Linked DNA regions of Homo sapiens: region 1 is linked to region 2. A link is an interaction called in ENCODE POLR2A ChIA-PET data of the cell type or tissue named here. Cell type or tissue: MCF 10A. All regions are shown on one strand. Links, peaks and the distances in the headings refer to the core of each region. The heading gives the core; the rest is flanking DNA. Region 1 has its middle 66 kb from the start of DCN. Region 2 has its middle 6.3 kb from the start of DCN.

The links. ChIA-PET counts read pairs that join two places held together with the same protein. Peaks named below come from ENCODE experiments on the same cell type or tissue, not always from the same donor. Only the 100,000 strongest peaks of a DNase experiment are listed, where the experiment ranks them.
Region 1: POLR2A ChIA-PET joins it to region 2 with 5 read pairs; 3 of 35 experiments call an interaction of 5 or more read pairs at or near these places.

Annotation. Positions count from the first base shown.
Region 1 is chr12:91,246,549-91,251,947 of GRCh38, forward strand. No RefSeq gene overlaps it. Among named protein-coding and RNA genes, the nearest start is that of DCN, 66 kb to the left of the region's middle. In MCF 10A, for the core only: no CTCF peak of the experiment used is centred there; no DNase peak of the experiment used is centred there.
Region 2 is chr12:91,186,395-91,191,793 of GRCh38, forward strand. No RefSeq gene overlaps it. Among named protein-coding and RNA genes, the nearest start is that of DCN, 6.3 kb to the left of the region's middle. In MCF 10A, for the core only: no CTCF peak of the experiment used is centred there; a DNase peak (open chromatin) is centred at 3,287.

The DNA.
Region 1 (5,399 bases), core at 189-5,188, 60 kb after region 2:
GTCTGTGATCCATCTTGAGTTCACTTTTAGAATAACATGTAATTTAAATCAAAGTTCATATTTTGCCTATGATATACAGTTGCTCCAGCACTGTTTGTTGAGAAGGCTATCCTTCATCTAGCAAGTTGTTTTTGAACTTTATTGCAATCATGTCGGTATTCCTTTGGGTCTATTATTGGATTTTCTACTCTTTACTATCGATATTTGCTTGTATCCCTATGCCATAATATACCCTCTCATTTATTATAGCTAAATAGTAAGACTTAATATCAGGTAGAATAATTCCTTCTATTGTATTCTTTGTCAAGATTGTTTTAGCTATTCTTGAGTCTGTGTGTTACCATATAAACTTTAGAATAAGCTTGATTATGCCTATGTAAATCTTGTTGGAAATTGCATTAAACATATAGATCAATTAGAAGATTGTTCATATCTTGAATCACAGTTCATTAACAGAGTAACTCTCATCATTTATTTAGGTATTTTATTTATTTCAAACAATATATTGGGATATTCAGTGTAGAGATCCTGTATGCATTTTCTTAAGTTTATACATGAGTTTCATTTTATTTGGAGTGATTAAAAACGGTATTGTGTTTTTAATTTGTTTTCACATGCTATTTTTTAACATATAAGAATGAGTTTCTTTGTGTTGGTTTTGTATCTTTCAAACTACTGAACTAACTTAACAGTTCTACTTTTTAATTTTTATAGAGATATCTTGGAATTTTCTTCTAAGACAATCGTGTCATCTGCAGATAGGGACAATTTTATTTCTTACATTCCAATCTGTATAACTTTCATTTCTTTTTCTTCCCTCACTGGAGTGACCAGAACTTGTAGTACTATGTTAAATATAGGAGGTAAGAGTAGACATCTTTAATATGTTCCTAATCTTAGGGGCAAAGCTTTCAGTATTTCACTATTACATATACTGTTAGCTATAAACTTTTTTTTTTTTTTACATTTTGCTATCATGTTCAAGCAAATATTCTGTAATTATAACTTTCTGAGAGTTTTTGTAATTAATGGGTGTTGGAGTTTTTCAAATGCTTCTACTTCAATTAATTAATTAATTATATATATATATGTTTCTTTTCGGCATTTTGATGTAGTCAATTACATTGATTTTTGAATTTTGAACCAGATTTTCATTACTTGAAATAAATCTCATTTATTCACTGTGTATAATTGTTTTTATACATTTTTGGATTCAATTTGCTAAGGATTTTTGCATATATACTCATGAGGGATATTGATCTGTAATTTTTCTTTGTTATTTTGGTGTCAGAGAAATTCTGACCTCATAATATAAATTAAGAAGCTTTCTCTCCTTTTCTTTGTTCTGGAAAAGATTGTATAAAATTGGTATTCTTTAAATGTTTGTTAGAATTTTTCACTGGAACCATCTGGACATGTAATTGTTTTCTTCAGAAGACTTCTAATTATGAATTGAATTTCTTTCATAGTTAAAAACTAATCAAATGATACATTTCTCTTTGGTTGGGATTTTACAGTTTGTGGCTTTCAGTGAATTGATCCATCAGTCTACTTTGAATTTATGAGTAGAAGCTGCTCATAGTACTGCATTTTAGTCTTTATATGGCTGATATTTTTGCCTTGTGTCCTCTCTTTTTAAATTTTGGCCAGTCCTGCCATAAGCTCATCAATTTTATTATTTTTTCCAAAGAATCAATTTTTGTTTTGTTGATTCTTTTCTATTGTCTTCTGATTTCCAATTACATAGATTTCTACTCTTTTACTTATTATTTCACACTTTACCTGCCTTGCATTTATTTACTCTTGGTTTTCTAGTTTCCTAAATTTTGCACAGAGGTAATTGATTTAAGACCTTCACACTTTTTTTTTCTTTTAGCTAACATAAGCATTTTGTGCTATAAATTTCCCTTTCATAACAGCTTTATCTACATCTCTACATCTCACATATTTTGATATGCTGCATTTTTTATTTTCATTCAGTTTTACGCATTTTTATTTCGTCTGATATCCCCTCTGAATCATGGATTATTTAGAAGTGTATTGTTTAATTTTCAAGGTGCAGAGATTTTCTTCTTATTACTATTAGTTTTTAGTTTAATTATGTTATGATTAGAGAACATACTCTTTATAATTTCAAATTTTTTAAAGTTGTTGAGGTTTATTTTATAGCTAGGACTTGATGTATCTCAAGGAATGTTCCATGCATGCTTGAAAAAATGTATATTTAGCTGTTGTTCAGTGAAGTGTTCTATAGATGCCATATTTTTATAGTTGATAATGTTGTTCAGGTCTTCTATATTTTTGTTGATTTGGTTTTTACCTAGCAGTTCTATCAAGGTTGATAGAAGGTTTTTGAACTTCCCAATTATCATTGTGGTTCTGTCATTTTATGAAGATCACCTAGATACTATTTTAATTACTTCACAATCAGAAAACTTAGTGGAATGTGATCATGAAAGTTTTTCTTTCACTGTTGAAAATATCCTTCTCAGAAAATAGAGTGAAAAAGTAAAAGAACGTTGATATATTCCACATAGTTAGTGACAAAGTCATTTGCAAAAATTTGGAGTTAATAGTAAATTTTGATGAGGGGAGAGCATTTGGAGGTTTCCTGGAGTCCAAGAAAATGCTGAAGAATTAAGTTCTGTGTAGTCCCTCTAGTCCTCTATAACATGCAAATATTATGTGAAAATTGCACCACATCCCTTAATAGACAAAGTTGGCTTGACTTTATGGGCTAAGTATTGAGTAATAGTAGTTTTACTATGGCATATAGTGAAGCAATCTAAATTATGAATGGAACCCAGTTTATCTAACTTTTACATTCTGTTTAATAGGTCCATTGGCCTTATATATATATATATATCTACCATTACTATTTAATTATATATATTTCTATTAAATTTAAAATGAAAAGGCTTTTTTTTTTTTTTTTTTTTAGTTCAGGCCTGTGTGTTTTACAGCCACAAAAAAACATTACTAAGGGATAACTTAGAGCACATTCTTCCTGATAGTGTTATTATCTAATGAATCACAGCTGATTTTTTCTTGGCTTAATAGTCTCAGAAGAAAGTTTTATAATGTGTCCCGAGTTCAATAATTGCTGAATCAGTTAATCTTTATATAATAGAAAAATAAGAAAACTCCACTGTAAGCATGTTGAACAAGGTTTTAATTAAAAGCAGTTCTATGGTTGGCAGCAGCCTCTGTCCCAACTGTGTTTTTACAAAATCCTCCAAAATATTTTAAAGTAATCTCTATCTTTACTTATTATAAAGAGAGTTATATTCTTCTGACTAATATGAACAAGAATTGTTTTCAGCTCATATAATTAATAGGGTAACAGATTTCTCACATGCTAAGCTCAGCCAGCAATGGGTGTGTGTGAAATAAAAAGTTCACCCCTCTCTCCCTAGTGTATGACCTCAGCTTTGGACAAGATAATAGAAATGGCTTATGTAAAAGATTAGTTCCTGATGTTAATGGACCTAAAATCTACAGAATGTGCTGTTTGTTCAAAAACAGACATGGAATTTGCTCCTATATTCAGTGTGTTATTTACTTGTATACATTGTGCTATGTTTTTGAAAATGACCTTAAGCATAAACTTTATTAGTAGCATCCAACTTCCACTCCACTGTTGTCTCTGGCAACATTTTCTTTTCATCCTCTCTTACCTATATTTATGGTAAATGACAAACTGGCTTTTTAAAGAAATGGCCAATCAAAAAAAGCCTGCAGCAATTTCAATTTCCAAAAAGAGAGCACTAAGTTTGAGGTTTTACGACCATGGTAAGTGTCTTCAGTTCTGGGGTGACTTTGATAAATTACTTTAAAGGAGTTTTGTTATAAAGAAACAAATCCCCAGGATATATAGTTCTCTCATTGCCTCATATCCTTATTTTTCACATGATTGTCCTGGGACTCTTTGAGAACATCTGGGAGAGCTCTGATTACAAAATGTGAGCTGTTTTGAGCACAGCGCAGTTTGTAATTTTGATTCTGTTTCATGCTGAATCTTGTTGTGCTCTCATCCCCTTTTTAATCCATTCAGATAGATAACATGTTCTAAGATCTCTTTTAAATGGGTTAAGTCAACTTCAGTTCCATGTAGAAAGGTTTTCTCATCACGTAAGGGAAAGTCTGATATAACAGTTTTTATTACAACACAGTTGATACACAGGGCAAGGAAATTTAATATAAAGAAAGACAAGAGATACATTACAGGGATCTTGAGTTGCACAGGCTTTTTTTTTTACTTTATTAATTCTTTTATTGTGGTAAGAACACTTACATGAGATCTACTCACTTAACAATTTTGAAATGCATAAGCTTTTACTGTTGATGTTGTATAGCTGATCTTTACAACTTATTCTTCATGAGTAACTGAAACTTTACCCACTGATTAGTAACTCCCCATTTTCCCTTCCCCTCAGTAATTCCACGACTATTTTAGATAACTCATGTAAGTAGAATCATGCAGTATTTGTCTTTTTGTGGCTGGCCTATTTCACCTAGCATAACATCCTCAAGGATCATATATGTTGTTGCACATTACAGAATTTCCTTTTTTTTAAAGGCCGAATAGCATTCCATTGTATGCATATATCAGATTTCCTTTATTCATTTATCAGTCCATGGACATTTAGATCCACATTTTGGCTATTATAAATAATATTGCTATGAATATAGGCATGCTAATATCTCTTCGAGATCCTGATTTCATTTCTTTTGGATAAATACCCAGAAGTAGAATTGCTGGCACATACATTATTGCTATTGTTTTTTGAGAAACTTCCATACTGTTTTCCATAATGGTGTCACCACTTTGCATTCGCTATTACAAGGATTTCAGTTTCTCCACATCTTTGTCAACACTGTTGTCTTTTTCAGTTTACGTAATATGCATTCTAACAGGTATGTGGTGATATTTCACGTGGTTTGAATTTGCATTTTCCTGAGGATTAGTGACATTGTGCATTTTTTTCATAAACCTGTTGACCATTTGTCTGTCTTTTATGCAGAAATGTCTATTCAAGTCAAAGGCAATTATACCACGAGGTATAGTTCCTGTAGAAATTTGTTCATATACTTATTAGAATCTTTTACTCAAAATCTCAACTTGAAATTTATCAAAGTTAGAGCGTGGATCTATTTATTAATGTACGGATTTCCAGTGCTTGCCACAGATATTATTACACATTTCTCAATAAATTTTTCTTCAACTTATGATTGATAGATAAATAGGATATAGATTAATTCTTAGTAGGAGATAGATAGTAGTAGGAGGTAGATATTTTTAGGTTGGAAGCTTCATTACCATTTCCAAGATATTAAGTAAAATTTAAACACCAAAAGTTAAATAGGCAGACATAATTTTTAAGAATCTGTTTTTGGCA
Region 2 (5,399 bases), core at 269-5,268:
TTTATTGGGCTCCAAGTCCAGCTGAAATCCATTCATGGACTTTATAAGGAAACAGAGACTCCAGGTTAAGAATTTCTACTCTGAGCAGTAAAGTAGAAATGGGAATAGAGACAGGGAAAGGATAAGTAATGAATTAAAATAGATTAAAAAGTATCAAGGAGATATTCAGTTCCTTAATTTCCTGACTTTTCTTGAATGCTCTGGGGCATCTCTTTTGTCAGTTGTAATTAATTAAAAGATTAATTATTATTTCCATAATATTGATTAGTTTGTACTTGGACAGTAAATCAACACTTATTGAATATCCATTAGTCTGCACAAGGTACATACCTCTCTGTTAAATACAAGGAAATTTACAATAACTCATCAATCAATTAATCAAAAAATATAGACTGAGGAACCACTGTGGGAGGAAGTGTTATACCAGGCCCCATGGAAGATACCAAGAAATACAAAGTACGATGTGAAGGGCATAGCCTCAAGGGAAATATGTTGCATAAGGAGATATGGCATAAACTATAGATTTGTATAATAATATTTTAGCTTTAGCATACCAGAAAACTTATAATGTATAATTCCCGGCCAAAGTAAAGTATGATGTAATTAAAATAATTGTCTTAGAAAGTCAGAGAAGGGATTGAGGGATGGATCACTTTACATTTGAGTGGTTAGGTAAGTGTTTATAATGAACAAGGTACAATTTGAGCTAAATCCTGAGGGATGAAAAGAATATGCATGGAGAGAAAAGAAAGAAATGGCTTTTTATGTTGGCAAAATGACACTAACAAACCTTGGCAATGGGAAAGCAGAAGACAATAAATAAATCAATGTGGCTTAAGCAGATACTTTCTTTCAAAGAAGCCTTGAGTTCCTTTATTTCTTTGAACATTCAGTAACTCTCATGGTATCTGACATGTCAAAGTCACACAATAAATTAATGTCCCATGTTTATGGAAATAACTAAAAGGAGATAATGAAATAAATGAGGGTAAGGTCTAACTGTGGAAGGACTTGAAATTCTCCCATGGAGCACTTATACATTTATTCATTCATTTGTTCATCAAATATTAATTTGTTGATGAATATGTGCCAATTATTATGCTTGAATCTAGATGTTATCAAAGGTAATTGAATGAGGTAATAACATGATCCAATTATTATTTTAGAAAATCAAATCTAGCAAGCACATGTAGAGTGGTGAAACTAGAGTCAAGGAAACTAGTTAGAAGGTTGTAGTTTTAATCTCAGTATATTAATATCTTAGTAAGGGGAAGGAAGATAGATGAGCATGGCGAAAATAGAGCTACTTCTCAGGAAGATGATGTAATACATTAAAAAGAAAAGTTTGGAGTACTCATTCTGCACCAGGCACCATGGTACATAGTCAATTTTAAAAGCACAAATAATGTGTGATGAGGCAGCGTACTCTGAACACTGCCCTCTGCACCACTCTAACCAACACTTCTGCCATTGTAAGTGATAGCAGGAAAAGTTGACTTCTTTGTTTGCATTTTCATCTCCAAGGATGCTTCCAATGGAAAGGAAGAACAAACAAAAATGATTACGTTAACTAAACTTCTTGATGTATGTGAAAATTATAAGAAATTACTCATTCTATGTGAGTTCAACTTTACTTTTAGGGTACTAAAATAATGTATCGTCTTGAAAGGGACTCTGGTCTGAGCAATGCTGGAGAATCACACAATCTGAATTATAGAATGACAGAAAGAAGGAAAGGTTCATATGGAATTTTCCCGATTGGCTGGTTTTTCACATGGGAAAGGACCTTGTGTTGAATGAAAGCTTCTTGCACTGAGTGATGGCAAAAATTTTGACATTTTACAGATGAGGTGATCTTTGGAACTGCGTATACTGGGAGTGAGGGAAAACTACAAAAGAGAATGATAAAAGCCAGACATTACCTGGAAGACTCCTTCCTGGGTCCTGCTCCTGCCTTTTTGCGTGTTAGTTGAATATGCTGCTGAAACCAGGCCTGCCACCATATACCTGCCAAAATAGACCCTTTAACAATGCCTTACCTCCTTTTCCAACAAAGAAAAATGCCCTGTGTGAAGTCGGAAGTTGAGGCCAAGCACAAGATACGATATAATAGAATAGTGTGGAATGCCTGACATATGGAAAACAAAAAAGACCCTGTATTTGTGATTTCCTTCAACAAAGATCTCTTCTCTTCACTAGCTTTTCAGGAAGGTAGCATAATGCAGCAGTTCAGCATGCAGACCAGGGGCCAGATTGCTTATGCTTGATTCTCATCTCTGCCACTGGCTATCTGTGTGACCTTAGGGACCTTCTCCATGGATAGTACCTGCTTCAGATGAGAATAAGATGAGTCAGTATATGTAAAGGTTTAGAACAGAACTGTCATATAAGACAAACTCTGTTAAGTTAATGACACATAAATAAAATTTCAGGATGGATTGAAGATTTTAAGAGATTGTTTTCTTTTTCTACTTGCCTTTTATTCACACTCTAACCTGAAAGTTATGTCCTGTTTAGTTTGGAGCATTCAAATGCAGGTCATGTCTGTGCAGCATGTATTTACTGTAGAGCCCCTATTTGGTGTGTAAATATTCTCCTTTCAATTTACCCAGTATCTTAGGAAAAGTAAATGCTCCACCACAGGGTACAGCCTTGCAGAATTTAAGTAGGCAAATGAATGAAAAGTTTTATTCTAATGTTGGTAGTATAAAATAATGACTTAGTTTAGGAACTTTTTCTGAGATAGTTTCAGCCCCTTGAGAACTATTTGATTTGATTCAAGTTGCTCCTTCAAAGGCAATAATTCATCCCTTGCAATTTGCCTTTTTGAGATTATTTCTCTAATAATTCATGACATGATTTTTTGATGCAGATATATATTAACTTGACAACAAAGTAAAACATGCTATTTGAATCATGAGTGTTTTTATTTTTGGAAATAATCCTGTATCTTGTATAGATCCTTTTCTACTACCTGAGAAAATAGGCTGCTTGAAAATAATTTATGTGCCCATTCTTTATAGAATAATGTCTGAGCTTATCATTTATAAAAGCATTAAATCACCAATATGCAAGCTTCCTTTATAATTATGAGCCTATGGGGGCAAGAAGAGAAAACTGGGGCATGATCACATTTGGTGTTTCAGGTTTAAATCTCTTTGGAGCTTTCTTCATCAAAAGATTGGCTTCTTATGAAACATCTTCATTCCTGGAGGCGATTTTCAATAACTTTTCTAGCATTACTCATCGTCTACGACAATTCAAATCCAACTAGAAACAGAGTATTTAATTCTTTCCATGGGCCAAGAACCATAGAAGTTTGTGCTATCAAAACACTCTCCAAATAGGTGATTTGTTAACCCTCTGAATGATAAGAACATTATGTGCCTGTCACTGGAAAGTAAAACCACATAGGGAAAGCTGCTGAGAGATTACAGGAAATACTGTGAAGGTTTTTTGTTTTTATTCCATGTAGTTGCAAATCTTGACTGCTGCTAGCTGACAATTAAAATGTGGTAGTACCAATGTTACATTAACTCGTGCTTAATGATGCCATTGCAAATGCGGTGGTTTAAATGACTCCTTTGTGTATGTGTGCTTTTCATTGTGGTAAAAATATACATAACATGAATTTAACCATTTTATATTTAAGTGTTCATGTTAGTGGAATTAAGTATATTTACATCATGCAACCATCACCACTATCTATTTCCAAAAGTTTCACTACATCCTAAAGACTCTGCATCAATGAAACAATAACCTCAGATTTCCTTTGTTCCCACCTCCAACCACTTATACCCTCTATTCTGCTTTCTGTCTTCATAAATTTGCCCATTTCAGATACCCCATATGAGTAAAATCATAGAGGTTTTCAATTTAGAAAAAAAAAAAGCTTTCTGTATTCATTTCTTTGTTTTGTGCTAGAATTTGTTTTTTCAAATTTAAGTGGGAGGAGAGTGAAATGGGAAGAAACTATCAGAGGCAAGGGAGGAGACAGCACTATGAGGCTTCAAGGGAAAGACTTCTAGGAAGACAGGCATGGCTTTAGTCAGTAAGCACTGGGAATTTGCTATGGTTCTTTAAAGGTGCAATTTGGAGAGGCTTAACATTTTTTTATTAAAATCTGTACCACACAGAAACATAGCAATTAAAATGTACAACTGTTCTGTAAAAATAATTCATCAAAGAAGCTCTAATGTCACCAAATGTTTGTTTACAAAATATGCACTGTGGACATAATTTGGAGACCAGCTAAGGTATGTGGTGGGATGACACTGACTCCCTATTAACAGGCCGTATTTTAAGTTCTCTAATCAGTATTCACAATAAGGCTTCAGTAACATACCTGTCTTGTCACAGCAGTTTTATGAAAAAAAGGAAAGGATATATCTTGTGACTATACAGTTTAACTAACTTGTCATAGTCAAATAAAAGCTTTAATCTTGGTCTTACGAGAAATATTTTCCAAAAAAAAACTATTTTATGGAACAACTTAATAAATATCTTCCTAAAATAATAATATCTATTGCTGTACAGTGTTGTTGTTTTTTTTTTAAATATTGAGTACTTTGGGCCAGGCACGGTGACTTACGCCTGTAATCCCAGCACTTTGGGAGGCCGAGGCGGGCAGATCACGAGGTCAGGAGATCGAGACCATCCTGGCAAACACGGTGAAACACCATCTCTACTAAAAATACAAAAAGATTAGCTAGGTGTGGTGGCGGGGGCCTGTAGTCCCAGCTGCTGGGGAGGCTGAGGCAGGAGAATGGCATGAACCCGGGAGGCGGAGCTTGCAGTGAGCCGAGATCGCGCCACTGCACTCCAGCCTGGGCGACAGAGTGAGACTCCATCTCAAAAAAAAAAAAAAAACACAAAAACTGAGTACTTTGAAATTAAAAACAAATGACTTAAATGTCTAAATTTAAGCAACAGAAATAATTTAAATATTATGTAAAGAGTTTTAGAAAAAAATCAGTACCAGACAAAATTTGCCTAAGGTTACTTTCATTTGCAGTTTTAAAACCATAATTTAGCTCACCCCACAGTTAAATCATGCTAAGCATTCTTAGATGTGGCTCCCAGAATGCAAACTCCATAAAAGCAAGGATATTGTCACTTTGGTTCACTTTTGTATTTTGCATGCCTAAAACAGGCATGGCACATGGTAAACCTAAATAAATAGTTGTTGATTATTAGCCCTGTAGAGGTCAAGATTCTTCAAACCCCGAGGCATATACATTCAATTTTTCCATGTTACATCCCTTTAAGCAGCTAGAAGAATCTGTCTTTGCTGGCAAAAGCCTGTTAGCTTGGCACTGGTTCAAGTCCAAGCTCTACTCAAGCTGAATATCCCTTCAGAATGGCAATTTTTGACATCTCAGTCCATCCAGTGCCATGCC